7 separate regions of the Mus musculus genome follow, and regions 1, 2, 3, 5, 6 and 7 are each linked to region 4. The links are chromatin loops, found by intact Hi-C in ENCODE. Cell type or tissue: heart. All regions are shown on one strand.

Region 1 (4,000 bases), 140 kb after region 4:
ACACCCTGATAACACCAAGCTCCTGCTTCCCTGTGTAGCTGCCAAAAGAAAATTTTCTACTGTCCTACCCCTCCCACTGATAAGTACTTGTACTTCCCCTTTTGCTTGTGCATTTAAGCCTTGAGCCTTGCTGAATACAGTTGGGAGCTTGATGCCACTCAGAATGTTTCTGTGTCGTTCTTGCACTTGGTCCTCGTCTCTCTCTATCCCTCCATTTGGTTATTAGGAGAAGGTCCCCTCGAGACCCTCGAATAACTGGACCTGCTGGACAGGTCACTGTCTAATGTTTGGCTATTGTCTCTGCATCTGTTTCAATCAGCTGCTGGGTGGAGTTCAGAGGACAGTTATGCTAGGCTCCTGTCTGCAAGCATAGCAGGATCTTAAGTCAGGCTGGTCATTGGTCAGCTATGGCTTTCTGTGGTGGTGTCTCTCTTAGTCACTGTTGTATTGCTATGTAGAGACACCATGACCACAGCAACTCTTCTAAAGGAAAACATTTAATGGGCTTGCTTACACTTTCAGAGGTTTAGTCCGTTGTCATCTTGGCAGGAAGCCTGGGGACAGACAGGCAGACATGGTGCTAAAGAAGCAGCTGAGAATTCTACATCTGGATTTGCAAGCAGCAGGAAGAAAGAGACACTGGGGCCATCTTGGTTTTGAAATTTCAAAGCCCACTCCAGTGACACACTTCCTCCAGCAATGCTACACCTTCTCTAACAAGGCCACACCTCTTAATCTTTTCAAATAATCCTACTTCCTGGTGACTAAGCATTCAAATCTATGAGCTTATGGGAGCCATTCAATTCAAACCACCATTATATCTGCTTTCTTTAGAAATAAGCTTCTTTGATGAGAGGTGTTGAGTTCACATATGTGTGGTCATAAAAGTTTAGAAGGTAGTAGGGAATTATGTTCATCTAACAAACTGGCCCGTAACTTCACAAGGCCTTGAAGGTTGGTTAGGTTTCTCTTACTAGGTATGCTTTCTTGTCTGCTGAGTCAAATTAGATAGCTGTTGGTTACCACCAACTTGTGCCTGCCACTTACTGCTCCTTTATGGAAGTCTGGCCATGCTGGTAAGTATCGTTCATCGGTGTTGCAGCTGGGTGGAAATAATTATAATCACTTCTCCTTTGTAACTTGCATAATATTTTCTGGTACCATGGAAAGTAGACCACAAAGAGGAGGCTTTCAAGTCAGATTCAACTCCAATCATCCAAGTCCTGTGTCCTACCTGTGGTATCTTGAGCAACAGGGACTGGCCTCCAGCCTCTGAGAGGCAAACAAAGGCAATGGGAACAGCTTAGTCTGTTTTGTGAATTACTTTGATTATCTGACCAGTGTCTTGAATGGAGGTTTTTCATGCCTGTAATAGGGCTTTTAATAGTCTTTGTTTCTTGTGGGAACATGGTTAGCCCAAGGGATTCAACTTCCTTTCATACACACACACACACACACACACACACACACACACACACACACACTACTGAGTGTGTATAATTTTAGGTGAGTATAAACTACTTCCTTGAGGCTTTATCAAACAACCTTGTGTTGCCTGTTAGACACTGACAATGTGTGTTACAATCCCCTGTACTTTTGTGGTCTCCTCACCATCTCTTTACATCCAACTGGCCTCCACACTAGTCCCCTCCACACTAGTATCTGCTCACCCCAGCCCTATGAAGCAGCTTGTATTTATGAAATACATGCATGGAAGGAAATTCCCAGGTCAGTACACAGTGTTCTTCCACTCAACCAAGGCTTATTAAATACCCAGGAAGTATCATACATTGTTCTAAGACCAAGGCATGTAACCACAAACAAGACAATTTCTAAGCTCTCGTGGTATGTGTGGACAGATAATAGAACCCAGATAAACAACTTCCTTTGCTATTATCAATATTAAGTTAAAATTCCTGAATACTGGTATGATTTATTCCCAATTACTTCCCCAGCCTTTCTCGTCAGGTCAGCTCAGCTCTGAACACAGAAAGACATACTCTTAGTCCCTCTGAAACCCTCTGATGTCACAGCCCTGGGCAGTTGCATAATGTGCATTTGACACTGTCTTGGCTCCACCCCTTACCAGACTGACACCCTGGTGACTTCTCAGTGTCCTTGTCCACACAGCTTAGATGGCCTGTCACCCGGGAAGCCCCAAGTCCATTGTCCTAGTTAGCTTTCTATTGCTGCTATAGAATACCCTGACAGAGGCAACTTTAAGGGAAAATGCAGGAAAGTCAGGGGAGCAGCATCCTGGAGTTCTTGGTCACGTGGTGTCAATCAGAAGCAGAGAGGAATGAACGTACGAGCATCCGCTTGCTCTGTTTGCCTTCTGCATACTTATCACAAGGCCTGGCTCACATTTCCAAGTTTCCAAACATCTTTCTTCTTGATAGACCTGATATTTTACCCAGATAGATAAATAAGCTAACTCTACAGTGAGTTCTAGTCACAGTCCTACCCAGAAGGATGAATTCATTCTAAACCAGGTCTGGGGTGCTGGCAAAATGGATGCTTCAGCAGTTAAGACTACTACTGTGCCGAGAAGCCTTGTTGGGCTCCCAGCACCCACACTGAGTGGCTCATAACCATCTGTAACTCCAGCTTCAGGAGATCTAATGCCCTCTTCTGGTCTCCACGGACACCTGTACTCACGTGAGTATACCTTCACACACAGACGCACATACTCACATATAGATTAAAATAACTTAGTTTTAACAATCTTTTCCTATTTAGTTTTTATTCATAATCATAAACTTAACTCTGCAATCCAGCTAGACTTCGAGGGGACTGAGGAAATTTTGGAACCCAAAGAACTTCAGTGAGAGCAGTGGTTGCAGGGCATTGTGAGCAGATGGGGGTGGAGATGGTCACCCAAGCTGCAGAAGGAATGGACTGGTAGGTACCATGCCTACAAGTCTAAGGAGTTAGAGTTGTCCACAGTCAGAGATGGTGACCTTTCTGCTGGTCTGGCCACTGCTGGACACAAACTGCTCGTGGCTTCTACAATGCTCATGTCTTCTCTCACCTTCTCAGTGACCATATGCTTGCCTCCCAGCCACTCAGCCTAGGCAGTGCACATAAACTGAGAACCATTTGGGCTAGGTCCAGCATTTGTCATGGACATTATGCTAGGATCTGTATGCTTCAGGATGGAGTCCTCACCCTCAAATTTCTCCACTTAAATGGACCTGCTGCCGGTGCCGATATGGTGTGCAAAATCAGCACCCTGATGTGTGAGTCTTGGAATGCTTTTGTGAGAGGAGGAATCCTCCTATCCGAATCCTTCCTCCCCAGTGCTCAGAACCAAAGTTCTCTGCTGCGTTTGGAAGTTTGTCTGCAAACAGCTTGAAGAAGACATGGCCCAAAGGCTGTACTCAGCTGTGATGTCAACACAGTGGAGCTGACCTCGGTTGTGTGACAGGGGATAGTGACAGCAGGGGACAGCTGCATCTGCAACGCCATAGAACCAGTTTTTAACTTTAATTTTTTTCTTTAAATCATGGCTAAGGTTGGGATTTCTCTCCTTTGTGGAGCGGCCCCTCAGCTAGGGAGGCGGCTTCACAAGTAGATGGTGTGGTAGAGATGTCCAAGCAGGCTGGGTGACCGAGTTACTGAGCATGCTTATCAGATTCATTCACACTCTCTCCAATCTTTGACTTTTTCTTACTCAGCCATGAAAAAAAAAAAGTCTAGTAAACATCTTTAACACTGAGCCCTTTGCAGTAAGTTCATTTGTTTCAGTACTGGTGTGGTACCAACAGAAATTCAAGTCAGAGGCACCCTTGTTTTGCTTGGTAGTGTTTGTCAATGCATGGAGCCCAGGCTGCCTCCTCCCGGAATGGTGGCTTGCTGTGGGCTGACCATCCCCACAGACAGGCTCTTCCGTGTCTGTGTCTGTGTCTGTGTCTGTGTCTGTGTCTGTGTCTGTGTCTGTGTCTGTGTCTGTGTCTGTGTCTGTGTCTGTGTCTGTCTGTGTCTGTGTCTGTGTCTGTGT
Region 2 (4,000 bases), 220 kb before region 4:
GTCTGGACACGTGACGCCCACCCGAGAGTCCCCAGTGAAGCAACAGGACGTTTAAAAAAAAAAAATTTTTTTTTTTTTGAGGGGGTAGCGAGGAAGGTGGACGAAGAGGTTTAAGAAAAAAAAAAAAAACCCAAACTATAGTAACGCGCGCGGACGCGAGGCCCGGGCGGCGGCGAGCGCAGCGCGTCGCGGAGAGTCCCGCCGGGATTCCTCTCAGCCGCCGCACCCGACCGCGCCCGCCGCCTCAGCAACAGCGCGCCGACGAGCCAGCGCCGCCGCCCGCGTCCCCCTCAGCCGCGACCCCGGCCCCGCGCGGGCGGCCACCGGCGCGCGTCCTCCCCGCCGCGGCCCGGCCCTGCGCCGGCCGTCCCGCCCGAGCGGCCAGGGGCGGCGGCGCCGCCTGAACTGAGGCGAACTCCGCCGCCAAGTGAGTGAGGAGGAGGAGAGCCGCGGAGGAAGAGGAGGAGCGCAGTCGGAGCGCGGCGGCGGCGGCGGCGGCGGTAACGCGGAGCGCCGCGGCGGACAGCACCGCAGACTCGCGAGCTCCGGCGCAGGCGGCGCGACCGGCCGACGAGCGGCCCCCCGGCTCCTCGCGGCGCAGCGGCCCCGCGCCGCGCTCGGCCCGAGACCCGCCTCTGCCGCCGGCCTCGCGAGGGGAGCCGCGCCGGGCGGCCGAGGAGCGGCGGCCGCGGCGCGTCGGGCCGGGCGAAAGTGCCTGCGGGGGGCGGGCGGGCGCGCGGAGCCGGCCGCCCCGGGGCTCGGCGCGGGAGCCGGAGCGGGAGCCGGCGCGGAGCGGGACGCCGCGTCCCGAGCGGCCGGCGGCCGGAGCTCGCCCCCGCCCCTCCCTCCTCTCCTCCGGCGGCGGCGGCGGCGGGCGGAGTGAGCTGCGGAGCCTGGAATATGGTCGGGGAAATGGAAACGAAGGAGAAGCCGAAGCCCACCCCAGATTATTTGATGCAGCTGATGAACGACAAGAAGCTCATGAGCAGCCTGCCCAACTTCTGCGGGATCTTCAACCACCTCGAGCGGCTGCTGGACGAAGGTGAGGCGCCCGGCCCCGGCGCGGCGGCCCGGGATGGCGGGGCGGCGGGAAGGTCAGGCGGGCGGGCGGGCGGGCGCACAAAGGCGGCGCGGGCGGCTCGCGGCCCGGCCGGGGCCGGGCCAGGCCCGAGGGCGGACCCGGGAGCGCGCGGGGCTGCGGGGCTGCGGCCGGCTCCCGACGGCGCGGCGGCTAGGCTCCCCGCCATCCCGGCCATCTCGGCCGGCCCGGCGGGGCCACGCGATTCCCCGAGCTCCGCCTCGCCTGGCCCGCGGAGCCCCGGCTTAGCGGGCTCTTTTCGGTAGAGTTGCGTGGCCCGCAGTACCCGATCGGACCCCGAGATGTCCAGGAATCACGTAGGGTACCGAAGAAAAGTAGTGCTTATGTGGCCGAAGGCGAGGACGAAATGACAGAGTAGAACACTTTTTGTCCTTTTGTTTGGGGAAGCGAGAACTGTTTGGGAGTTTAACTTCACTTTTTTTTTTTTCTTTAGTCTGTGGTGGTGGTGGTGGGGGAGGAGTACGAAATACCGCGAGGACAGACCTGAACGGAATCCGAGTTTGGAAGAACTGGGGCGGAGGGTTCGCTCCCGGCGTAGCCGCCTGCGTTTGCAGGGCGGGGAGCTGGAAGTTTGAAAGGACGGGGATAAAATAGAGCAGAAGTTTGCACAAGCCGAGTTAGGAGCGCTGTGGGGAGCGAAGACTGACTGGAGATTAATGCTGGTCAGCTCTGGAATTCCTTTAGGAACTACTCATAGCAGCGACCTGGAGTGTTAGTTCCCAGTAGCTGTAGGTTTCTGTGGACGCCCGGGGCGGGGTTGGGGGGTGGGATAGGACCAACAAGTCTGTTTTAAATCGAGTAGCGAGTAGTTTCTGTCTTCTCTTTTAAAGTCTCTGAGTGGACTGTTTAAAGGAAGCGGAAAACTATGTTGTACAGATGAACATGGATTTTAGGATCTTGAGAAGAATGTCGAAAAATTTTAGAGATAGCTGGGGATATCTGCTGGCATGTCAGGGAAGAACAAAAGACTCCCGAGCTAAAAGATGATTAAAGAGTCATCCTCAGAGCTTCCGTTGGATGGGGAGCTTTGGGCAGTATTTAAAACAGAAAACATTCAGCTATTACACATGAACATGCAACAGCAACACATCGAAAGAGGCATTTTTTATTGTTGGGTTGGTATATTTGTTAGTGTTAAATTGCCCTGGAGAAAAAACTTGAACTGCCCCTTTAAGGGTTTTTGCCTTTCCTATTTGTGTTGGCATTTGAAAAATTGTGGAGGCAGAAAACTTTCTGGAATGTCCAAAAAAAAAAAAAGAAAGCTGGAGCTCTTAAATTGAGTATTTCCAAAAGTGAGCGCTAAGGGGCGCCAGTTATTTTTTTTTAACCTTGGAAATGTTTGGAACAAAATAGTATGCTTAATAATCTGACCTATATTAGGTGCAGTTGAAACTTAAATTTTTAGATGACTTCATTTGTCACTATTCACAAATGTGATTAGGGCGGAAACACCTCATACATTGATATTTCTTCCTTGGCATTGGTTTTTATGATATTAGTAGCATATTTATGAGGAAAAATTTAGTTTTTAAAAGTTCAATCAAGAGGGAATTTCTTACACAACAAACTAGACAGCATATACAATGAACTAAAAAGCATTCTTAAAATGCTTCGTATACCTAAGTGACTTAGTGGACTTATAAAAAGTTTGGATATGTTATAAGGAAAACTAGTAGGCGTTTCTTAGATTAATTGTAAAGGCTGTTCAAGTGTTCTCTTTCAGCTTGATCAGAAATAACTGCCTTATTTTGAGGTTGGCATAAGTCTTTCAACTAGAGGAATTTCAATCTTTGCACAGGCTTATTTCTCTTGGTTAGAAATAGTGACCCTTTGGGTTTCAAATGTAGAAGACAGCTAGTTCAGGATTACAATATTCAAAGTAATGTTTGGTGTCTCCTTGTCATGTTTTCTCCATCTTCACCTTAGTCTGTTTGTTCTTGGGTGTCTGAGCATTAGGCTAGAGTAAAGATAGCTCGGATTTAATAGGAGACAGGAGATTGACTGGGGATTGTGATTGTTTTCATCACTTGCAGGAAATGGGCTGGTCCTTAGTGTGCTATAAGCTTTTAACTGTACTTGTTAGTCTTACTGTAAATTTAATTTGACTTGAAAATTCTGGCTTTTTAAGTGCACCATCATAATTTTCTTGGTAGATGACTTAATTGTGAAAATTGGCAACTTGTCCTTAACCCCTTGTGCCCTCTCATTGTCTAAAACAAATTAATTATGACTTCTGTTTATGGTTAGGGATTACATTTTCCTTTGACTGTAATACTTGGCAGAAAAATTACTTTTAAATTCAGATAAAACTAAGTTTCACTTTAGGGATTAAACTGTTCAGTGATAGTAAGATACTCTACTCTCTGATAATTAGAAACTTTGAATGGGACTATTTAGCAGTTTTATTTTAAAAATTCTTTTCCAGCAGTGAACTTTTAATATAGTTTCTGTTTGAGAATTTTCATTTGATTTAACAAATTTGGGAATGAAATATGTTAGTTTTCTACTTGTTAAAACTTGAATGATAGAAGAGAAATCGTATATTAATTCTTGCTGGCTTAAAGAAAGTAGTCCATAGTTTTAACTTAGGTAGTAGTAACTCAGTCCTTGTGTTGGCTGTTAGTTCTGCTTGGTGAGTTGTGTCAGTCTTTCTTTCCTAGCATCTTTAGCAGGATAGTTTTGTTTTAAAGCTAACAATATATTTTAGGCCAGGGCAATTCTTAAATAAAAGCTATAACTTGAGTTAATACTTCTAAGACTTAAAGGATCATTTAATTAGAGGTGAGCAGAAGATTACAAATAAAATGTGGGTCTTAAACTGCTTTCTCTTAAGATTTTAACTTTATCCCTGGGATAAAGTTACACACAAATTATCTTAAAGACTTTTCTTTGTAATGAAAA
Region 3 (4,000 bases), 100 kb before region 4:
CTTCAGTAACATCTGAAAGTTGTTTGTAAAACCTAATGGAACCCAAGTAAAACACAATAAGCAGATGATAGTGAAGGAGCCTCAGATCTTCACAGCATGTTTTCTGGATCCCTAGAGATAAAAGACCTCACTATCTTTTTGTCCATAAGAACATATTCTTGGCTTACCAGGGAACTGATAGGTATGCTCCTTTCTATGGTCAGTTTTGTATGCAAACTGAAAGAGACTCCCTCCTTGGGAATACACACAGTGATTGAGGGGGGCTTGCTGAGTTAGCCTTCCCATTGTTTTGAGCAAACATGGAGAATGAATAGTCACATCTGCTATTCATTTGCTATTGTAGTACACAAGTTGCGTCATTGTTTCCACAATAGAATAGACCAAGATGCAGAGCTTAGAAGCTAGCTTGAGTCTTTGAAAGCACCATGCACTTGGTTCAGGGGATGATAATGCACGGAGCAGGATAACACCTATGACCGAACTGTTGTGTTGCTTGGCCAGGAGTCTAGCCCCTTTGAGCATCTCTAAAAAACCACAAACACTCCTTGGAGTGTTGCATAAGGCTTTTGAAGAATTCAGAGAATCACGTTGAAGGGAAGCTAGGAGATTGAAACTAGGGCTGGAGTCCTGGGAAGGCAAAAACCGAGAGAATGAGTAGATTGAATCTTCCTAGCTGGGTGGCTGGAGAAGATGAAAAAGGAGGTGAAGTGGCTGGTGTGAGATATTTTACTTATCATCTCTTACATTCCTGAATTGTCCGTAGTATACTTGCACAGTTAGACAAATGTTGGAAGTGTGTATTTCTCTGAGTAGGTTAGGAAACTTGCAAGAATAGAGCCTTGCAGTTCATTATAGAAGGCCTCCTGGGCTCTGAATAGAAATGATTAGAAGGACTGGAGATTTCTCAATGGTTATGAGTGCTCACTGCTTAGCCCAAGAGTGCCCAAGTTTAGCACCTGAGTCAGGTGGCTCACAGCTAGCTGCCTGTGACTCCAGCTCCAGGGGACCTGACACCATCTTCTGAATGCCCTAGGCACCTGCACTCATATATACACCAACAAAAATAAAACTAAAATATGGGAGGGATAGAGACATGGCTCAAAGGTTCAGTCTTTACTGCTTTTCTGGAGGACTCAGAGTCAGTTCTCAGCACCTACATCGAGATGGCTCACTCACAAATGCCCATAACTCCAGTTCCAAGGGATCTGACACTGGGGTATAAAAGGCATCTGCCAAATGCACAGAAACCCATCCTCACATACATAAATAAAAATTGTAAACCTTTAAGTATTGTTAAGTGACATGACCTCCTTCAGTCTTGGTCATGCCATAAACTTCAAGAACAGATGGACCCAGCTTGATTCTGAAGCCACCCAGGAACCTCAAACAGGCAAACACTCCAAAACCAAATGTACGTTCTTTGGCTAGGTCTGAAAATGAAAGAGGAGCTGAAAGGAGTGATTAAAGAAATTGCTTCCAGCCAACAGATGAAAGTGTTTTAACAAACGGGCCAGCAGAAAGCCCTCTAGCCTGAGCTCTAGAGATGAGCTTTAGAGCCGGTAAGGACAATACAAGGCTTGGTGTTTTCTTGTTTTATTCTCTCTGACTCTGACCCTCCTACTTCCCTCCTATTAAGACCCTGGTAATGATATTAAGCCCATTAGATGCTGTCAAATAATCTCTCAATGCAAAACACCTGAAGGAATCCTAGCTGCAAAGTCTATTTAGTCCTGTAAGGTAGCAGGCAGGAGTCTAGGGTTAGGGTGTGGGCACTGCTGAAAGGAGAAATTTTTAAGAGAACTATGGGAGACAGGGAAAGTGGCAGCATATTGAGTCAAATGGTAAGCTGGTTATCTTCTCACAATGCACAGGAAGCAGCGTTACTAAGGACCCATTCTGCATCTGCACTGGTTTTCTTACACTTTGAATCTCAGTCACCTTAATATGAACAGAAAGTGGTAAGTATGTGGATGGGGATCCATGTCCCTGCGAGTCCTCAAAAGTGCTGCCTCCACAGGGCAGCGCCTGGGACCTGCTCTTGCAGCTGAGCCTTGGAATCTTCCCTTCTGAACTGATTCACAGGATCTCTGATCTCTAAGCCTGACTTCTGCCTATTGTCAGTTAAAGGAAAGAATCGTGTTCAATGCAGAAGTCCTTTAGAGATGAAACAGACAGCTTAGCACAACAAACAATACCAAGAAGAGTCCTTGGAGAGGCAGGCTCTGCAGTTGGACTTGGGATCTATTTGTATGTTCTTTTCTTGAGATTCAAACTTTTGGAAACCAGGAGCCAGATTAGAGTATGAGGTACTTTTCTTTTTCCCTTTTTCTTTTTCTTTTTTTAATTTATAAACACTTTTAAGAATGGCACATTTTTGGGCTGGAGAGATGGCTCAGAGGTTAAGAGCACTGTGTTCTTCCAGAGATCCTGAGTTCAATTCCCAGCAACCACATGGCAACTCACAACCATCTGTAATGAGGTCTGGTGCCCTCTCCTGGCTTGCAGACATAAATGCAGTCAGGATACTGTATACATAATAAATCAATCAAAGGGAGGGAGGGAGGGAGAGAGAGAGAGAGAGAGAGAGAGAGAGAGAGAGAGAGAGAGAGAGAGAGAAAAGAATGGCACATTTTCTTTCTTCTCACACCTGAGGAGAAAGTATTTTCATTGAGGCCTCTTGAGGAGTGGACCCCTGCATGGGCATGCAAGATACCCTACAACCCCAGATTCCCAGATGCCTCCAGGCTAATCCTCCACAGGGATTAGTGCTTCCAAAGTGTTTGATGCTACTACAGTGAGTGCTCAGTGCTTCCCACTGGTGCGCAATGCTCCTACCGTGCTTCATGTTCCCATAGCGCTTAGTGTTCTCAAGGTGCTCAGGCCATCGATAAAGTTGATTGATACTCAATTGTCTTCCAGGAAGTTACTTTGTTGCTTGTTGGGTCAAGCCTCCCAAGTATTGCTCAGAGGTCAGTAGCCTGACGCTATCCTAGGTATGTGCAAATGCCCGGTCTGGTTGGATTTGAGCTGTCATCATTTCTTTTAACTTGTTTCTTTTAATCTATTCAGGTCACGGTGGTGGTTTAGGTCAGAATTCCTGAGGAGCCTCAGGAACAACCTGGCCTGTCCATTGTGTGCAGAATGAGGCTGAGGTGCAGGTTCTGCTGCTGTAAGGGACAGGGCTCTGCTAGCCCAACTCTCATCCCCTGTGTAAGCACAGAGCTACACATTGAACATGGTACAACCCATATCTGTGCCCTTCCTGGGGTTGGCCCATGACACCAGACACGTGTCTTCATCCACACATCTATTTTCATTCCTAGTTATAAATCAAGTTTTCTGTATGGTTTCCTTTGATTTCCATGGGCATTGAGTGTTTGATGAACTCAAGTCTCCAAATCCCTGTCTAGCGTGTCTCATCCTTCAGAGAGCTAAGTAGTCCCTTCACGTGTGTGCGTACATGAGGACTATAGCACACATCCACTTTGCCATTTTCATCCCATTACAGATACTATGATCGTCATATCTAAATGGTGAAAATATCCCCAACTTTCCAGTAAGTTTTATTACAAGAATATCACAACACAACCCTCAAGTACCCACTGAAGTGATACAACTTATCAGACTTCAGGTGACCGGAATGTTCTCTTGTTGAAAAAACAAATAACAAAGGGATGGATCAAAATTAAGGAATACTTTTAGATATACAAAGTTTCCAGTTAACAAGAAAGTATGGAATGGAGGTGAACCACGGGGGCTCCTGGAGACAAGGCAATCTGGTGGCTGTGGACAAAAAATTTTACACCCCGGGAAATGGGCTGTCATAACTCTCCCTTATGTTTATTTAAGGCTGTTTTTGAAGAGTGTATAGATGGTACATCCACACATTTCCTACACATCTTTATATCATCCTAACAAAGAAGACCACAGAAGTCAGGCCTGGTAGCATAGGCCTGGATACCAACTGATTGGAGGCTGAGATAGGAAGAGTCAAGTTTGA
Region 4 (4,000 bases):
CAGACACCCTTTGGCTCCCCACACTGCCCTAGGCCTCCAGGACACACCGGGAAGACCAGCAGCTTGGAAAACTGCCTCCTTTGAAATGTTTAGCTAAACAGGAACCTGAAAAGAAAGCTGGACTGTTAGTAACATCCGGCCTTGCTCTGTCTTTTGTGTCTGGCTTCTCCCCAGCCCACACCCTTCACTAGAAGCCAACATCATCTCCTTCCTGTAGGAGCGGAAGCCAGGGCTGTGCTCTAAGTGATGGACAAGAGAAGGCAGTGCTCCCCCCAACTCCCCCTTTTCAGTGTATTTGGATTTGACTATCTCTGGCCTGGGAGGGGATTCAGGGAGACGGCAGAATGAGAATGTACTCAGCTTGAAAAGACGATGTTCTTTGTCTTTCCATCTCGTGGTATCCCTTGGGTGGGTCTGAGCAGCCTGGGTCAGAACACAGAGTTCAGGACCACTAGTTCTCCTTGCTGGTCTCTAGTGCCCAACCCTGCTGAAATAGAAGAGCAGCCTGGAATGTTCTCAACCATCCCATGATGCTCAGGGGTTAAGGTCATCACCCTGAAAAATCTCTTCTAGTCTTCAAGCAAACATTAGAACTGTGGAGGAGGCTCCTAACAGGCTGTGGGGATTTAGTTGCATTTCAGGTGATGGTCTGAAATATTGGTTTTTGGCCTTCCTCTTTTAATAATAAATTAAGCCTCGTTTTGAGACAAATTAGCTATAAGAGTACTTCTCCTTTCAAGCTGTTACTGTGAATCCCACAGAATGTTCATATGCTATTATATCACGTGAAACAAATTTCATGGTGGTGCTCATAGTAGAGTGTGCATCAAAGTAGCATCAGTTTTTTGTTTGTTTGTTTCTTTGAATATGATCATGGCTCTAAAAATCATAGTACCTTAACATTTAGGTTTTCTGCATCTGGAAAGACAGTGCTGCATTGTGGTGATCTAAGTCTAACATGTATCTGGGTCAACTGAAATGAACAGATGACACAGGGCTGCCCTTCAGCTCTGTTGTCCCAGGCTTTATCCATCAGTCTTCACGTTTGACCTTGTATAATTCACAAGCATGTGCTTATGGTCTTTATGGAGGAGCACTGGAACTAGGAAACTTCTGGAGTAGGGGTAAGGGTCTCAGAGAAACCCTGGTTTTTCTACAGCTGAGAACCTTCTTTCTGGTTTTTGCTTCCTTTCTCTTCAGCTCTTCTTGGATTTCCTGTTATAGTTCCTACTTTCATAAAGGCCTTATTTTTGATGATGATAATGACAGAGATGAAATAATCTTCAATAAGTTCAAGAAAGGTGCTACCATCTCCACAATGCAATGTATTCCTAAGACCTAAGAAGCCCATGTGTAGCTGGAACCCATCCTAACAGCAATACAGAAAGAGTTAATTTATTCTTTGCACTGCATTTCATGCATCACACTGTGGGACTTGTCAGTGTTGTCATTTCTTTCAGATGCCAAGAGCTGACTTCTTATGAATGAAGGCTCTCAGGGATCAGTGGTATCAGGTGATTATGTGCGCACCCCTGGTCTGTGAGATACCGGACAGGGATAGAACATCTCTGAGAGAGGTCCAAGATGAGAGTGGACCAATGAGCAGGAAATGAGGCAGAGTTGGTTGTTGTTTTTAAAGGGACAGTGTGCGGAGAAGAAATCCTTTCCTGCTTTCCATGTTGTAACTATTGGCAGGATATAGAATGCCCTGTCTTTCTTAGTGTTGCTTAACTCAAGTGCAAAGACCTCAGAGTCTGCTGAACAGTTGTTAGTGCTTTCCCTGTCCATGAGAGTGATATCACCGTGTTTGGGTTGAAGTTTGTAGGCAGTTAGAACTCTTTGTCCCCTCTCCCAGGCTTTGAGGAAATGCTGTGTTTTGAGCATAGATGAGGAAGACAGATGCTTTTCCCATCTCCACCCACTCAGTGACTTTGCCAAGTGACTAGGGATGGAACCTAGTTCACCGCTGAATAGCTAGCTGCTGCCAGGGCAAGGCCAGGGACTCGGCATGGTCAGCTCTGTGCTACTAAATAGTGGGCTCATCTTTTATCAATTAACTATCAAGCCAGATGTGGGAAGGAAGGAAAAGACAGGCGTGGGAGAGATCCAGTGGCCTGTTCAACTTTGACTTTCAGGCCAAACAGGGTTTGCAAGGGAGGGGAGAAAAATATTGCAAATTGACTGAGCATGCTGATATTTGCTAAATTTAGAGGCATTTATGTTCACCAGTTCTGAAGCAGTTTTGAAGCAAATCCAACTCATTTTCTGGCAGGAAATAATACTTATGGGAGAGATTTTTTGGGGGGGAGGGGAGGACTAAGTTGTGGAGATATTTCAAAACTTCTTGGCCACCACCCTTTATTATAATATCACACGAGTGTAAATGGAAGGAATTAAATGGTGAGAACACTAGAAAGGTGGAGTTTCTGCTGACTGACAGGAACACAGCTGTTTGATGCTCACCCCGGCCTCCTTGGCAACGGGGCTGACCCGCAGCTGAAGCTTCATTTCCTCTTTCGGTTGTGCTCAAATATAGCCTCTTGAAGGCTGTCATCAAAGCCAAGGGCTCTGGCTGCTGTGTGGAGCTGGCCTCATTTCCCCAAGAAAACTGGAAACGGGGAAAGTGTCGACTCAGCACTAAATCCACCTGGAGATGGGTTGGAGAGATGCTTGCTGCTATTTGGGATGGGTGTTAGGAAGCAGTCAAGTGTGTCTAGCCTTGGCTAAAGATTCAGTGTAGTTAGAGTCAGTTTACTTCAGCTCCAGTCAGTCCCTCCTCGAGCTTACACTGTGCCCTGATTTTTTGTAGGGGAAAGAAAACACCCTCCATGCCCGACACCTGCTAAAAGCCTTCCTTCTGTGGAGTCATTGTGATCATCAGAGGCTTACAGAGATGGAGCAGTTGGATGCAGAGGAGGGTTGAAGCCATACTTTCTCTGCCTTCTTATTTCAGGAGGGCACATGGCCTGGAGGGTTCACCACTTGATCTCTTCTTTGCAGGGTGTACAGATAATTGGTATTCAGAACTGGGTTTCTTACAGATAAGATTTGAAAGCTTTATTTTCCCTGATAAGCTCTGCCATAGACTGCTTTGTCTCAGCCCTGTGGCATCACGCTAAAATGTGAAGAGGAGGATGCATTTTCTAAGGGCTGTACCGAGTGAGCCAGCAGACATGTGACAGGATTATACCTCCAATTGCACATTTTTAAGCCCTTTGAGACAGAATCTCCTATTCATCAGTTGGCTGTGAAACTTAAGGTCTTTCTACCTCAGCCTCCCAAGTGCTAGGATTATAGGTGTGGGCCATGATCATATCATAGTGTAAAATATGGTACAACTTTTAAGTTTTGCAATTTAAAAAAAAATTAATGACTTAGAAATCCAAGTTCTCCTTAAAATTCCAAAGTTTCTTAAGTGTGTGCTCTTATAAAGTAAAAAAAAAAAAAAAGACATCATATGGTTTCTTATTGTAAGAGGGAGAAACCAGGACATAAAATCAGATTAAAAAAAAAATCTAACATTGTAAACTCAGTGTCCAGTGTCTGGGACTCATTAAGGATCTTCTGGGCTCCAACCGGGTTGAACAGCCCTACCTCTCTAGTTCTGCCATATGTAGCACACACATGACTTCTCTCGTGGGCTCAGACCATCTTCACTCAATACCTGCTGCTGCCTTTAGAAGATGTTCCATGGACCTGGCATCTCCAATATCCTGGAGTTTCTACTGTACTGCACTATCACCAGCCTCCTGACCTTTCTTTAAAGACCCTGACTCAAGCACATTGGACCAAGCTTCAGCTTCTCTCCATGACACCTTCAATTCTTTAGCTTTCATGGCACCAAAACCAGCATCACATTTTAGAGATTTTATATGTTACTAAGTTTTGCTTCCAGCTTTAAATACAGCCTTAGCCACCTCTGGACCACATTTTCAGTACAATGACTCTGAAGCAATATGTTTCAGAAGATTTCACATCAATGATGCTTATCTTTTATGAA
Region 5 (4,000 bases), 110 kb before region 4:
AAAATTAACTAAATTGTGAGTTGTCTTTATTTTAAAGAGGCCTGACAAAAGTGTGTGTATAGCTGGTGCTCAATGCTGAATCAAACTGGTCAAACTGAAGCACAATACACTCCTTATTGTTTCTGCTGCACTAATTGCCAGGGGTGGGAGAGGAGGAGCAGCAACTAATCCATGGTAGGCAGATGTGGGCAGGAGGTGCTGTATGTAGTGAGTGGGCAAAGAGGAGCTCAACATTACTTGAAGTTTGCTATCCCCTGGAGAGATACTGGCCAGCACTGGGACAGTCTCAGAACCAGGGTAAAATTAATTTATATCTCTTTAAAGGTTCTATTATTACAAAGTTTTGAGCCAAATATATCTATATAACCTATGTTATATTGGTATGTATAAAATTTTGACTTGTAGAAGTTGTATATATAGGGATATACATATATATGTATGTGTGCATGTATATATATGGATATATATATAGATATAGATATTCCTGAATCATACACGAATGGGAAACTGCAAATGACTGTACACAACATACAATAAAAAACTGGACAAGTGCATGTGCTGCATCTTCTCAAGCCAACAATAAGATGGCAGTGTAGCTGCCCCAGGCACAGAGAAATGAATACTAAAGTACAGAGCGGAGTTAAGTGTCTACTCCTCCTTTAAGCACTGCATAGAAAATTACAGAACCTCACGATCAAGACTTGTAGTAATTAACAGATCACTGTTTATAAGAAGGAAATCGGTGAACTTTTGTTGTGTTCCCCAGCTGATCTGAGCATCCAAAACATTACCATGCTAATCTTTAAGAAACATTCATATGGCTTTTAGGTAGTTTTCTAAATGTAAGAATTCTTGGGAAAGGAGTGAGGATGTATCTCAGTTGGTGAAGTTACTAGCTTAGAGTGCACTCCTGGCACCATTAAATTAAAAAAGAACCAAATCTTGGCCTTATCTACTTTGTGAAAAGGACTGATGTTATAGGTACACCATTAAAGTTTCCTTTTGACATCTAAATTTTACAGCTCTTTATCCTTTAAGATAACCAGTTTTTCTTGTTATATTTGGAAGTTCCTTTGTCTTCTAACTGCTTACTGGAAGGGGATATCCTTTTCATATACCTCCAAAGGTACATATACTGGTACCCCTGTACTTTTGATGGCTTAGCTCACATTAAAAGTCTGATTAGATTTTTCACCAAATCTTCTCTTCAAAGATCACATTCTCATAGTAGTCATAATCTGAAAATAGATTTTTTTTCCTTGTCCTCAAAGATATCTCTTTAAGCCCACCACTACTAGAATTACACCTAGGGCACTAAGAATCGCACATATGAATTATTGCATAGTGTGCAAGGTCTAGGAATATGATTTCTATCTTCAGGCACTACCTTCGATACCCTGCCTTCTCAAAAAAGGTGGCCACTAGAAGGTGACTCATCAGGTAAAATGCTTTCCCTGCAACCCTTACAGCCTAGATTTGATCTCTGTGACCCATAGAAGGAGGAAAGAACCAGAGCTGTGTTCAGCATGTGAGCCATGGCATGTGAAGCTCATACATACCACAAACAATAAAAGACTTTTTAAATCACTGTCATTCATAGAGTTTGTATTTCTTACAGTGAAGACGAGCTGAGTGGCAATTGGGATTTCTGTAATTACTGCTTTTCTATACATTAGTCTTGTTACAAAAGTGGGTGGATGGATGGACAGACAGGCTGTATGATTTCATCAAAGTGTATCACCTGTTGGGGTGGAAATGTTATTGCTCTTTGTTTTCTTTATGCCCTTCTTACGTATTGTTTATTTAATTGGATACTGATTAAAACATTACAGTGTGAACCAAATGAGGAAAATGTTCACAAGTAACTTTTCTTGCAGGACTGAGTTAATCCTAAAATGTTCAGAATCACTCATTTAACTTCAGTCTTGAGTGGATTTTATTAAGGAATGCAGTGCCTTGGCTATACTTGAAACATGTTTGAAATGCAACTTTTGTACTGTAAAATTCTAAGTAATGCAGCCTTTAAAACTGAAACAGGTTATTGTAAGTATAAGTTGGTTTGAACATATTTCAAGCGATGTCCAAAAATTAAGGATTTCCTGTGGAAAATGTAAAACTTGAAATTACTGGGTGAAGTGTAACATGAAAGATCTGAAGCTAAGATTTAAATTGACCTCTTAGGCTGACAGATAACTCAGAAGGGGAAGGCACTCATCACCAAGCCTGAAACCCAGATGGTAGAAGAAAACTGATTCCCCAAAGCTGTCCTTTGATCTCAACAGATGTGTGGGGGGACACATGCACACACACAAACACACTCGATATCTCAGAAAGAAAACTAGAGCAGCAAGTCAAACATAATGTCTCTCTGAATTAGTAGCTTGTAGGTTTTGGTAAGAAAATATATCTAGAAGTAGTCTGCGATCAGTAAGATTTAGTTGTTTCAAGTGAGATACTTCCACTTTGCTTGCTCGTTCTGTTTATAAAAGAAGCAGTGTTGCATGGAGGAAAAGGGAACTTTTTTTTCTTTAACTTTTCTCTAAATGGGCACAGAATTCTCTGAATTTCCAGTGGCATAGCTTTACTAATCAGGATTCTGCACATCACCTTAAGAAGAGCTGTTTGTTTATATTGAAGCTTTCATCTGGAAATACAGCCCAGCCTGTGCATTTTCAAAGTTCTCCTGTGGAGTGACTTTCTCCACACAAGTGAGGTTACAACTGAAACAAATGGAGCCCCAGTCTAAACCTATGGCTCAGGTGACCCAACATTTATAGAAACAAATAAGGCACACTAATACTTCATTCACTAAAGATTGTGAAAAATCACAACTGGTTTGAGGTGATAAACTTAATGCTCAGAAGTTTACTATTGAATGTGTGACTGACTGTGTGTGTCTTCAAATGTCTTTGAGTTCCAAGAGAGTCCCACTTTTTTTTTTAAAGATTTATTTATTATTATATCTAAGTACACTGTAGCTGTCTTCAGACACACAAGAAGGGCTTCAGATCTCTTTACGGATAGTTGCGAGCCACCATGTGGTTGCTGGGATTTGAACTCAGGACCTTCGGAAGAGCAGTCAGTACTCTTAACTGCTGAGCCATCTCTCCAGCGGCCCCACCACCACCACCACCACTGTTTTTGTAGCAACCAAAATTATTTGGTTCTGACTTAGTTTCTATGAGAAGCCATTAGGAAGTATAGATGGAACTCCAAAAGTAATCAAATGACTTGACTGTAATCTAAGCATGGAATAGCCTCAGCTGGAAGTGAGATGCCAGACTGCAGCTGCAAGGGTGACTAAGTTGCTTTCAAGACCGCTCTTCTTGTCCATTAGGGAACATGAAAAATGGGAACTTCCAGAGGGGTTTTAGACAATTCATATGGTGTATGATTTGTATAACCCTATATTCCCTGTGTGAGACTTGGCTTTCTCTTTTGGACTTAGGAAAAGAGAAGTTCCACATTTGTTTTCCATTTGAAGTTTGAGCCCTTTCATCTGGCTGTCCATTTTCTATCCTACTTAGAACTTTTTGATAATGTAGGTATTGTTTTAAAGGTTAGTTCAATACCCTTTTACCCCTATGCTTTTAAAGAATTGGGGATTTGTAGGATGGCTGTCAAATGATAGGGTAACCAAGAACTGAGAGCAGCCAACAGTACTCTTGATAGAGCAGCTTAAGGAAGGAAAGGTTTATTGTGGCTCCTGGTTTCAGGATCAAGTCCAGCGTGGTTGGTTGGGAAACTGGCAGCAGGACCATGATTCAGGTGATCACTGTCCACATTCAGTCTGGAAACAGGAATGAAAGCTGGTGCTCGGCTCTTTCTCCTTTTAGTTCAGTCCAAGACCCCAGCTCTCAAGATGGCGCTGCATGCACTTAGGGTAGGCCTTCTCACTTAGCCTAATACAGAAAATTCCTCAGACATACATATGCCCAGAGGTTTGTCCCTGAGGTGATCTAGCTCCTGTCAGAGTTTACCCCGTTCCATGCGTCACAGC
Region 6 (4,000 bases), 56 kb after region 4:
ACCGTAACCCCAAGACTGGCTAGACAGCTGGCTCCTCCTGCCCCCAGAGATTCCAACTGAACTGCTTAGGACAAAGGGCCTTCAAGGGAATTTTTGTAGTTATTTAATTCTGTGGGGAAAACAATCTTTGGTTTTGCTATGTAATCTTTTTCCTTTTATAGGATGACAGCCAAGTTAATCTAACTATGAGATTTTAAAATTTATTAATTTTAAGGTTTTTGGAATGATTTTAAAAAGTAAGTTTGATAAAGAGTAAAGATTTTTAAAACAGTAATCACCTTTTGTGACTTAAGATTTAATCTAGCTTTTTTCAGGGCTCAACAGTGGGCTCCAAGCTCTGCCCGTTTGTACTTGACACCTGGTAGATCTTCCTCTGTTACATCTTTCCTTGCTGTTTTCATGAGAAACCCTGAGCTCTTCCTCTGACATCTTAGTTCTTAAGAGTTGGCATAAGCACAGACCGAACTTTTGATGTGTCTCCAACACTCACTGTTTAGAAAGCCCCGGAGTTCAGTCCTTTAACATCCTTTAAGATATCCCTCAGCTCAGAAATCTGTGGGAACCAATACTTCGTGTTTGTCAGTTGTCTGTTACTGTAACAAGGACCAGTGATAATCAACTTACAAAGAGAAAAGGTTTTTCTTCTTCTTTTGGGCTTTCCCTTAGGATGTTCTAGTCATGACCAGTGGGTTCTTGTGGCTTTACTACTGCAGTGGCTCATCCTGGTGGGAGCCCATGACAGAGCAAAGCTGTTTACCTCATGGCTAGGGCTTGAACTGGAGAAAAGCAAGAGACCAGAGTTCTCTAATCTCTGTCAAGAGAGCACACACTCCTAGGGTGGTTGGTATTGGTTGTCATATTACCTGTGGTGGGAAATATTCCACGTGCTGGGTGATGTGTTTATAAAAAGATAAAGAGGTAGGGGGATATGTTCTATGGAGGTGTGGTGAGGTATGAGGGAAGGGGATGTCTCAGGGGACCTATGTAGAGGCATCCCCCCACCCCCCAGGACCAGCCACAAGACAGTATAGTATAGAATAGAGTTTATTTAGAGCATGGTGAAGGAGGGGGAGTTAGGAGGGTAGTAGAGGCAGAGAAAGGCAGAGAGAGAGAGGGAGGGGGGAGGAGAGAGAGAGAGAGAGAAGAAAGAAAAGTAGAGAGAGAAGAGAAGTAGAGGCCAGCCATGGCCACGAGCACATGGAGAGAGGGGGAAGGGAAGGGAATGGGGAAGGGAAGAGCAAGAGCAGGAGAGAAGCAAGTGATCAAGAGAGCAAGAGGGGGAGAAGGGGTCAAGCAACTTCTTTTAGAGTGGGTCAGGCCTGCCTGTTGTTACCAGGTAACTGTGGGGTGGAGTTTGAATAGAATGCTAACACTGGGGACTTGGACTGGATGGAAAAGAACAGTGAGTTGAGCAGCACTTGTCTCCCTCTGCCTTCTTACTCTGTAAGCACTGTATATAGTTCCCCTAAGCTCTTGCTGACATTGCTTCCTGCCACAAGACTGTATCTTCTAGAACCGTAACCCCAAACCAACCCTTTCTCCCTTAAATTGCTTTTGCTGGAGATCACACCTATACTACGTGGGCCTTTGGGAGTCATTTCAGACCCAGAGCATAGCAACATCCATACAACGCCACTGTTTCTTCCGAGTTATGAATGTTTCATTAAAGGAGCTTGGTCATTCTGGGATTAGTGCTTAGCTCCCTCTGTCCCTCACATGTGGCAAATGCTGCCAGGATTGAATCTCACAGGAGAGGATGTTGTTTGTTTGCGTGTTTGTCTTATTTTAAATTGTTTTGGGCAATGGAAGTTCTGTAGCATTCCCACACTTGACCTCTCTGCAGTGTCTCAGTAGGCAAAGCACTGGGCTGGTCCTGAATTTAAGAGGGTCTGTGAAGTGTCTTCTGAAGTTTCCTCATTTTCTTCTTACTCTGAACTCAATAAACAATTATTTCTGCCATCCTTTCTATCATTTGTCTCCCTCTGAGCTCCATTGAGGCTCAAGGCTGGCCAGACATTATGGAGGTAGTTTCTCTGGGTGATCGCCTGCAGACTATCAGTCTTTCCCTGGGAGGGTCTGCATTCTCTTTACAATCTAAACAACCAAACCGGACTGAAATCTCAGTACTGTTTCTGGCCTATAAACAGCATGCTATCTTTGGTTCACTTCCTGACACCTCCCCGGGCTGTTTGGGTTTTTACAAACATCCTCATGGCTCAGGAAGGGTGGGCTGAATTGTTTAGGAGTTCAAGGAGTTCCGAAGTCTTTCCCTTCAGTCGGTCAGGCTGGATTTTAAATGAGTCAGGCCAGGACGAATGGGCACTCCTAGGGGAGGAGAATGAGAAACCGGGCAACAGCAGAGACGACAATCCTGCCTTCAAGTCCTGTCCAGGGAGCGTCGGTGAAAGCGATTGAGGTTTATTTCTAGCAGGTGTGTTCACAGGCAGCTGTTCAAGGGACTAACATGGGCCAGCTCAGGACAACCTGGGGCCCATTTTGCCTTGCCATGTCTTGTCCAGAAAAGCACAGCTGCAAAGATACTTTACCAGACAGCAGTAGTCACACACGGACTCAAGAATCCGGACAGAGACAAAAGCACATGCATAATCCTCTCAGAGAAGTACAGACCCACCTCTTCCCTCCATTCGTCTTTTCCTTCCCTGTTTAAATGGAAGGGCAAAGAATAAAGCCTCAATGGGCTGTCTTTCTGTTCTTCATCCCTGTGATAATAGCCACTGTGATACTCCGAACAACAAAAAAGGAGCACAGGGCTGAGGCACTGGGCCAAAAGGTCAAAACAGAGTCCCTGATTTGTCCCTGAGAAAAATATGTGACTTTGGGGAGAAATTTTGGAGCAACTGCAGATCCATGTGTGTGCAGTTGGAAACATGTACTACATGGAAACACCCACCTTGAGGCCCACTGGACAAGTGCAGTTCCCACCCGTAGTTGGTTTCGGGAATGCCCAGGTTTCAGCTTTGATGCTCTCTACACTGATAGTAAATTTCCAAACCTAAAATAGATTGTAAACTCACACATTTGCACATATCCACTTCTCTGCCTCATTAATGCATCTGAGTGCTAATGAAATGTTAGCACACGGTGATGTAGACTGAATAGACTTTATTCCCAGGAGTTCACAGTGCTGGGTCGTTAACATGCCTGAGTCCCAGAGCTCTGAAAGGCAGCTTTGAAAATGGTCTAGAATGGTGATGTACTGGCCAAGCTGTGTTTGCTTGCTCTCTTCTGGGTTCTCAAGCTTCTAGAATTGGTTCCACTGTGCATCAGTTTTCATTCTGGTCCAGTAATTTTTATGGCTCACATCGAAACTTCAGCTGAATCTTTGTTTATCAACCACTTCAACTCTTTTTTTTTTTAAAAAAAGATTTATTTATTTAATGTATGTATGAGTATACTGTAGTTGTCTTCAGACACACCAGAAGAGGGCATTGGGTCCCATTATAAATGGTTGTAAGTCACCATGTGGTTGCTGGGAATTGAACTCATGGCCTCTGGAAGAGCAGTCTTAACCAGCCCCACTTCAACTCTTGAGTATAACATCTTTAAAGGAAGATGCTGGGTAACTAGTGTCCAGCAATCTTCCAAGGCACACAGGATGTTCTTGGCCTATGTGAGTGAAATGTACTCTGCTTTTTCTCCTCCCTTGGAGAGCAATGGTTCTTCCACACAACCAAGAGCTTTATAATAGCTGAACTCGAGAGGCAGATGCAGGCAGAACTCCATGAGTTTAAGTCCAGCCAGGACTACATAGTGAGACCTATGCCTCAAAAGAAAAAAAAAAGCCAAGTAGTATAAGTATTTGCTATTGGGCTTTAACACTGGGTCCTTACTAATAACTGGATGAGAATTCTCTCTTATCTCTCTGTTATTTTTTCCTTTAATTCTTTTCCAGGAGATGGTCTTTGTAAAATAGGAATGATGCTTCCTGCATATTGCTCACAAGATAGAACCTATGGAGATTGGGTTGACAACCATCATC
Region 7 (4,000 bases), 270 kb before region 4:
CTTCAGCTCCTCTTTATGAAGCTATAGTGACTGCTCCTTTTTGTGTCAATGTCAAACACCATGGAATGACCATTAGAATACTCAGAAGGAAACAGAAATTGTTAGGAGGGAATATGTTCAATGGTGATATTGGAGTCAGAGATGGTACCGCAATCTGAATAGGGCCTTTGTATATTGAAGCGAAATTGAAGTCAGGAGCGTGGGTATATACCTGCAATCCCCAAACACATCAGACTGATGAAGGAGGATCCAAATCATGAAGTCACCTAGACTACAAAACAATACTCTGTTTCCAAAGAGGCTGCGTGTGTTTATGTGTGTGTGTGTGTGTGTGTGTGTGTGTGTTTAGGGACAACAAGAATAAGCAGAGTTTGGGAAGGGCAGTGACAAGCTGATCATCAAGAAAGAAAGGGTAAGTGATAGAGGGCCCAGTGGATAGAAGCTGTGCAAGCACCAGGTCTTGAAGTCAACGCGACCTTCAGGATCCATGTAAAAAGCCAGGCATGCTTGTAACCTGTGTGCTCCATATGTATACCTGGTCCACAGAAGTCAGAAAAAGACATCAGAGGCTAGCCAGCATGCAGAGCAGAGACAGGTGGGGCCTGGAACTCACTAAGCCAGCCAGCAGAGCAGAAATGGATGCTGCAGGCACAGTGAGAGACCCTGGCTCAAGGCAAGAAGAAGACAGAGAATGTTAAGGGGAGACGTCTGTTGTTCCGCTTTGACCTCTGCATGCATGCGCACACAGGTGTGCACATACTCTCCACCAGCACCACACGCATAGATCGCATACAGAGAGAAAGAAAGACGGGTAAGGAATGCCTGCCCGTGGCCAGTGCCTCAGCCCGGAGAGAAGAGCAGCCCTTTGAAGTGTGGGTGGGGTTTGCAGAGCTGCTCTGGAAATGTCAAAGCTTTTCTGACAGCATTATAGAAGCTCACAGATCAAGAGGACAGTGAGTATATTATATTTTCTATTTCCCCAGCAAAGCTGAGGTGGGGGCGGGGGCGGGGGCAGGGTATCCTGCAGTTCAGATTGACTGGGAGAACACACCTTCACCCGTGAGTCGTACCTGTTAATGAAGCACTGAGCAGGAGCCTCAGAATTCCTGCCAAGCCAAAGATGGGCCCCAGGGACACCTTAAAGTACCAATATTTACAATAACTACCTATGAAGCCAGGTTTGGTCCTCAAAACTTGTAACTCCAGTTCTCGGAGATCTGATGCTCTTTTCGGGATTCTGTGGGCACCAAGCATAGACATGATGCACATATACACATACAGGCAAAACACTCACATATGTTAAAATAGATAAGTAAACTAATCGTAAAGAAAAAGCAATATCCAACAAACGCTCACCAGGCACCACCAACATTCTTGTGAAGGCTGCCCTCACCAATCGAAAAGGAACGTGTTTTTCATTTGATATGCATTATCCCCAAACACCACTTTGCCAAGCTACACGTAAATAAAATGTAAAAATAAAGACGCAGAATCCAAACCACAAAGCCTATAGTCTAAAAAAGTGCAGAAAACCAGAATCCAAAAACAGAAGAAACTTATTCTTCAAAACATCACAAACTCTAAGCATTTGCCAAAACAGCGGGAGTTATGTGGTGTCCTCAGTGGAAGTTGGTTCGAAGGCCCCTTGATGGCATGTGTCATGTGCCATGTGCCAAGTGTTGGTATCCAAGAGGAGGAGAAAGAAGTCGGAAAGGCCGTCTAGCAAGAAGCAACCTGAGGGGCAGTAGCTAACCTCAGGTGACAGGGCAGATCTGGAGAGTGGGCTGGCAGAGTTAGGTAAACTTCCATTTGTCTATCAAGCAGAACACCCTGCTAGGTAGATCCCAACTTCACTGAGAAGTCTGGGTTATGCTTGAAGGGAATTCAGCAAGTTGGAGGCTTCCAGGAAACCATTACCGTGCTAGGGGAAATTCTGTGGGCGTAGGGTGGGAAGAAAGGCGGGGGTGGGGGGGTGGGGTCTGCAGAAGCTCTGGGGATTGGAGTCACCCACTGTGTGGAGGGGAAATAGAAACTGACAACAGGAAGCAATGGCCCCCGCAGGTCAGAGCCTGGCTGGATATTGTAGAGAGGGAGGAAATTCAAAAATAACCCAGTAGTCTTTAGTTTCAGCAACTGGGACATAGGGATTCACCTGGTGATTGGGACACAGGAAAAGATAACATTACAAAGCAGACATTGTGTGGACCTTGGCTATAGATATATTTAGCTGTACAAAGTTGTGGATTTCGCAGTAGTGGATTTCCTCCAAAAATAATAGGAAGTCAATGGCTAGACATGGTCTGGGTAAGTAGAAGAAAATATAAAATGTTCCACAGTAGCAAAGACATGGGTGCTGAAGAGAAGGCTTCAGAACACAGTCCCAGGCCAGACTGGGCCATCTGACCCACGAGAATGAAGGTCTTCAGAAAAATGGCTGAATGAAGGCTGGAAGGATGGCTGTCTAGCATGCCCAAAGCCCTGGCTCAACCCCCAGCCCCCAGCACTGCACAAACTGGGTGTGGTGGGACACACCTGGCAGATGGAGCAGGCAGATCAGAGTCTCAAGGTCATCTTGGCCACTTAGCAAGTTTGAGGCTAGACTAGGTTACCTGAGACCCTGCCTACTATTGCGTTGATACCAACTGCCAAGCTGTCGGGACAATGTCACAGGAATTTCTTTCTTATCCCAGCGAACATTTCAGTCATTCACACTCTTTCTTATCTCTTAATAATTTTTCAGGGAATAATCCGAGATAAACAGAAATGGTTGCAAAAATCCTCTAGATTTTGTCACATCCCGTGAATCCTCCCCCCCCCCCCCTGCTCTGTGACAGCTTCCCTGTGTGCCCTTGTTTCTAATGACCTTGGCAATTCCAGGATGTCTTTTGTAAATGTTCCTCGGTTTTATTTCGTTTTGTTTCTCTTACCTTCTCTCTAGTGAATAGACTACAGCCAATGGGTGTGTCACCTTGCCTCAAAGGCACAGCCCACCTGAGATTTACTGCTGATAATGTTTGCCTTGATTACTGGCTGAGGGAGGGTGTACCGGGAGTCCCCCCCCCCCCAAAACTCTTTGTTCTTAGGGAGAAAGGCAGTAGGTCCACTGACCTCAGGGAATGAGGGTGGCAAAGTCTTGCTCTGTGTGTTGGGTGGAGGTCAACTATATAAATAAAAGGAGGGTTTTTCATTGAAGAGTCCCCATCCCCACCCAGTCTTTTCTTGACCACTCATTTAAACATTCAATCATTTATTCTGTTGCTACACACACATGCATATTCATGTTACACCTTGGGCTTACAAAACGGTAGGACTTTACTTCGTTTTCTTTGCTTACTCTTACACAGCTCTGGCCCGGGGCTGGGGCTGGGGCTGGGGCTGGGGCTGGGGCTGGGGCTGGGGCTGGGGCTGGGGCTGGGGCTGGGGCTGGGGCTGGGGCTGGGGCTGGGGCTGGGGCTGGGGGTGCATTCTAAGTTGGCGGATGAGTTCTTTTGACAAGCTCTACTTCTTAAGCTAAATCTAAGTACTCCCCTTTCTTCTTGCCGCAAGATGCTTCAAGTTTCCCTTGATCCAGTTCTAGAGAGCCATTTAACTAAAGTGCTGTGGAGAACGGGATTTAGAATCTAACCTGTGGAGCTAGGATGGATGTGGTTCTTCTGGGGTGTTGCTTCTCCGTTCTCATTGGACAGAGCTGGGAGATGCATGCACATGCATGCTCCTTTTATGCAGGGCTGCTTGGTTTAGCTCAGGCTGCTCTCGTCCCTGAACCAGTCGCCCCCAACCCCTCCCCGAACTTACAGCTTCCTGGTCCCACCAAGAAAAAGCTGTCTCTCAGCAGCCTCCGTTGTTTTTTCGGATTAGTGCAGCCCCAATACATGTATACAGCTACTTAAGGTTGGCAACCTGTAACCCCACTGAACACTGTTATCTGTGCCTTTGACATGATTATTAATGTGCTAGCTTTGTGCGTAATAAAATGTTGAGGGAGAATACTGAGATGCAA

The links. A loop is a pair of places that touch in the nucleus more often than their neighbours do. Peaks named below come from ENCODE experiments on the same cell type or tissue, not always from the same donor. Only the 100,000 strongest peaks of a DNase experiment are listed, where the experiment ranks them.
Region 1: it touches region 4 in a loop (9-fold over the local background); 3 of 42 quality-filtered maps call a loop at or near these places.
Region 2: a loop joins it to region 4, with 11 times the contacts of the local background. A loop is called at or near these places in 14 of 42 quality-filtered maps.
Region 3: it touches region 4 in a loop (2.3-fold over the local background); 4 of 42 quality-filtered maps call a loop at or near these places.
Region 5: it touches region 4 in a loop (2.3-fold over the local background); 4 of 42 quality-filtered maps call a loop at or near these places.
Region 6: it touches region 4 in a loop (8-fold over the local background); 5 of 42 quality-filtered maps call a loop at or near these places.
Region 7: it touches region 4 in a loop (7-fold over the local background); 3 of 42 quality-filtered maps call a loop at or near these places.

Annotation. Positions count from the first base shown.
Region 1 is chr17:9,947,231-9,951,230 of GRCm38, reverse strand. No RefSeq gene overlaps it. Among named protein-coding and RNA genes, the nearest start is that of Gm34799, 42 kb to the right of the region's middle. In heart, no CTCF peak of the experiment used is centred here; no DNase peak of the experiment used is centred here.
Region 2 is chr17:10,315,774-10,319,773 of GRCm38, reverse strand. Qk (quaking) reads left to right here and starts at 413. Exons shown (of 8, transcript NM_001159517.1): 1 at 413-1,042. The coding sequence starts at 901. Gm46608 reads left to right here. Exons shown (of 1, transcript XM_017317774.2): 1 at 1-123. The coding sequence ends at 55. In heart, a CTCF peak has its summit at 2,408; DNase peaks (open chromatin) are centred at 453, 1,013 and 1,323; H3K4me3 peaks cover 4,000 bases; H3K27ac peaks cover 4,000 bases.
Region 3 is chr17:10,194,757-10,198,756 of GRCm38, reverse strand. No RefSeq gene overlaps it. Among named protein-coding and RNA genes, the nearest start is that of Gm34972, 51 kb to the right of the region's middle. In heart, a CTCF peak has its summit at 2,455 (motif pointing left); no DNase peak of the experiment used is centred here.
Region 4 is chr17:10,092,175-10,096,174 of GRCm38, reverse strand. No RefSeq gene overlaps it. Among named protein-coding and RNA genes, the nearest start is that of Gm34972, 52 kb to the left of the region's middle. In heart, no CTCF peak of the experiment used is centred here; DNase peaks (open chromatin) are centred at 134, 1,954 and 2,514.
Region 5 is chr17:10,200,444-10,204,443 of GRCm38, reverse strand. No RefSeq gene overlaps it. Among named protein-coding and RNA genes, the nearest start is that of Gm34972, 56 kb to the right of the region's middle. In heart, no CTCF peak of the experiment used is centred here; no DNase peak of the experiment used is centred here.
Region 6 is chr17:10,036,481-10,040,480 of GRCm38, reverse strand. No RefSeq gene overlaps it. Among named protein-coding and RNA genes, the nearest start is that of Gm34972, 110 kb to the left of the region's middle. In heart, a CTCF peak has its summit at 1,703; a DNase peak (open chromatin) is centred at 2,290; H3K27ac peaks cover 1,007 bases.
Region 7 is chr17:10,365,315-10,369,314 of GRCm38, reverse strand. No RefSeq gene overlaps it. Among named protein-coding and RNA genes, the nearest start is that of Gm39565, 4.2 kb to the left of the region's middle. In heart, no CTCF peak of the experiment used is centred here; a DNase peak (open chromatin) is centred at 2,044; H3K27ac peaks cover 3,307 bases.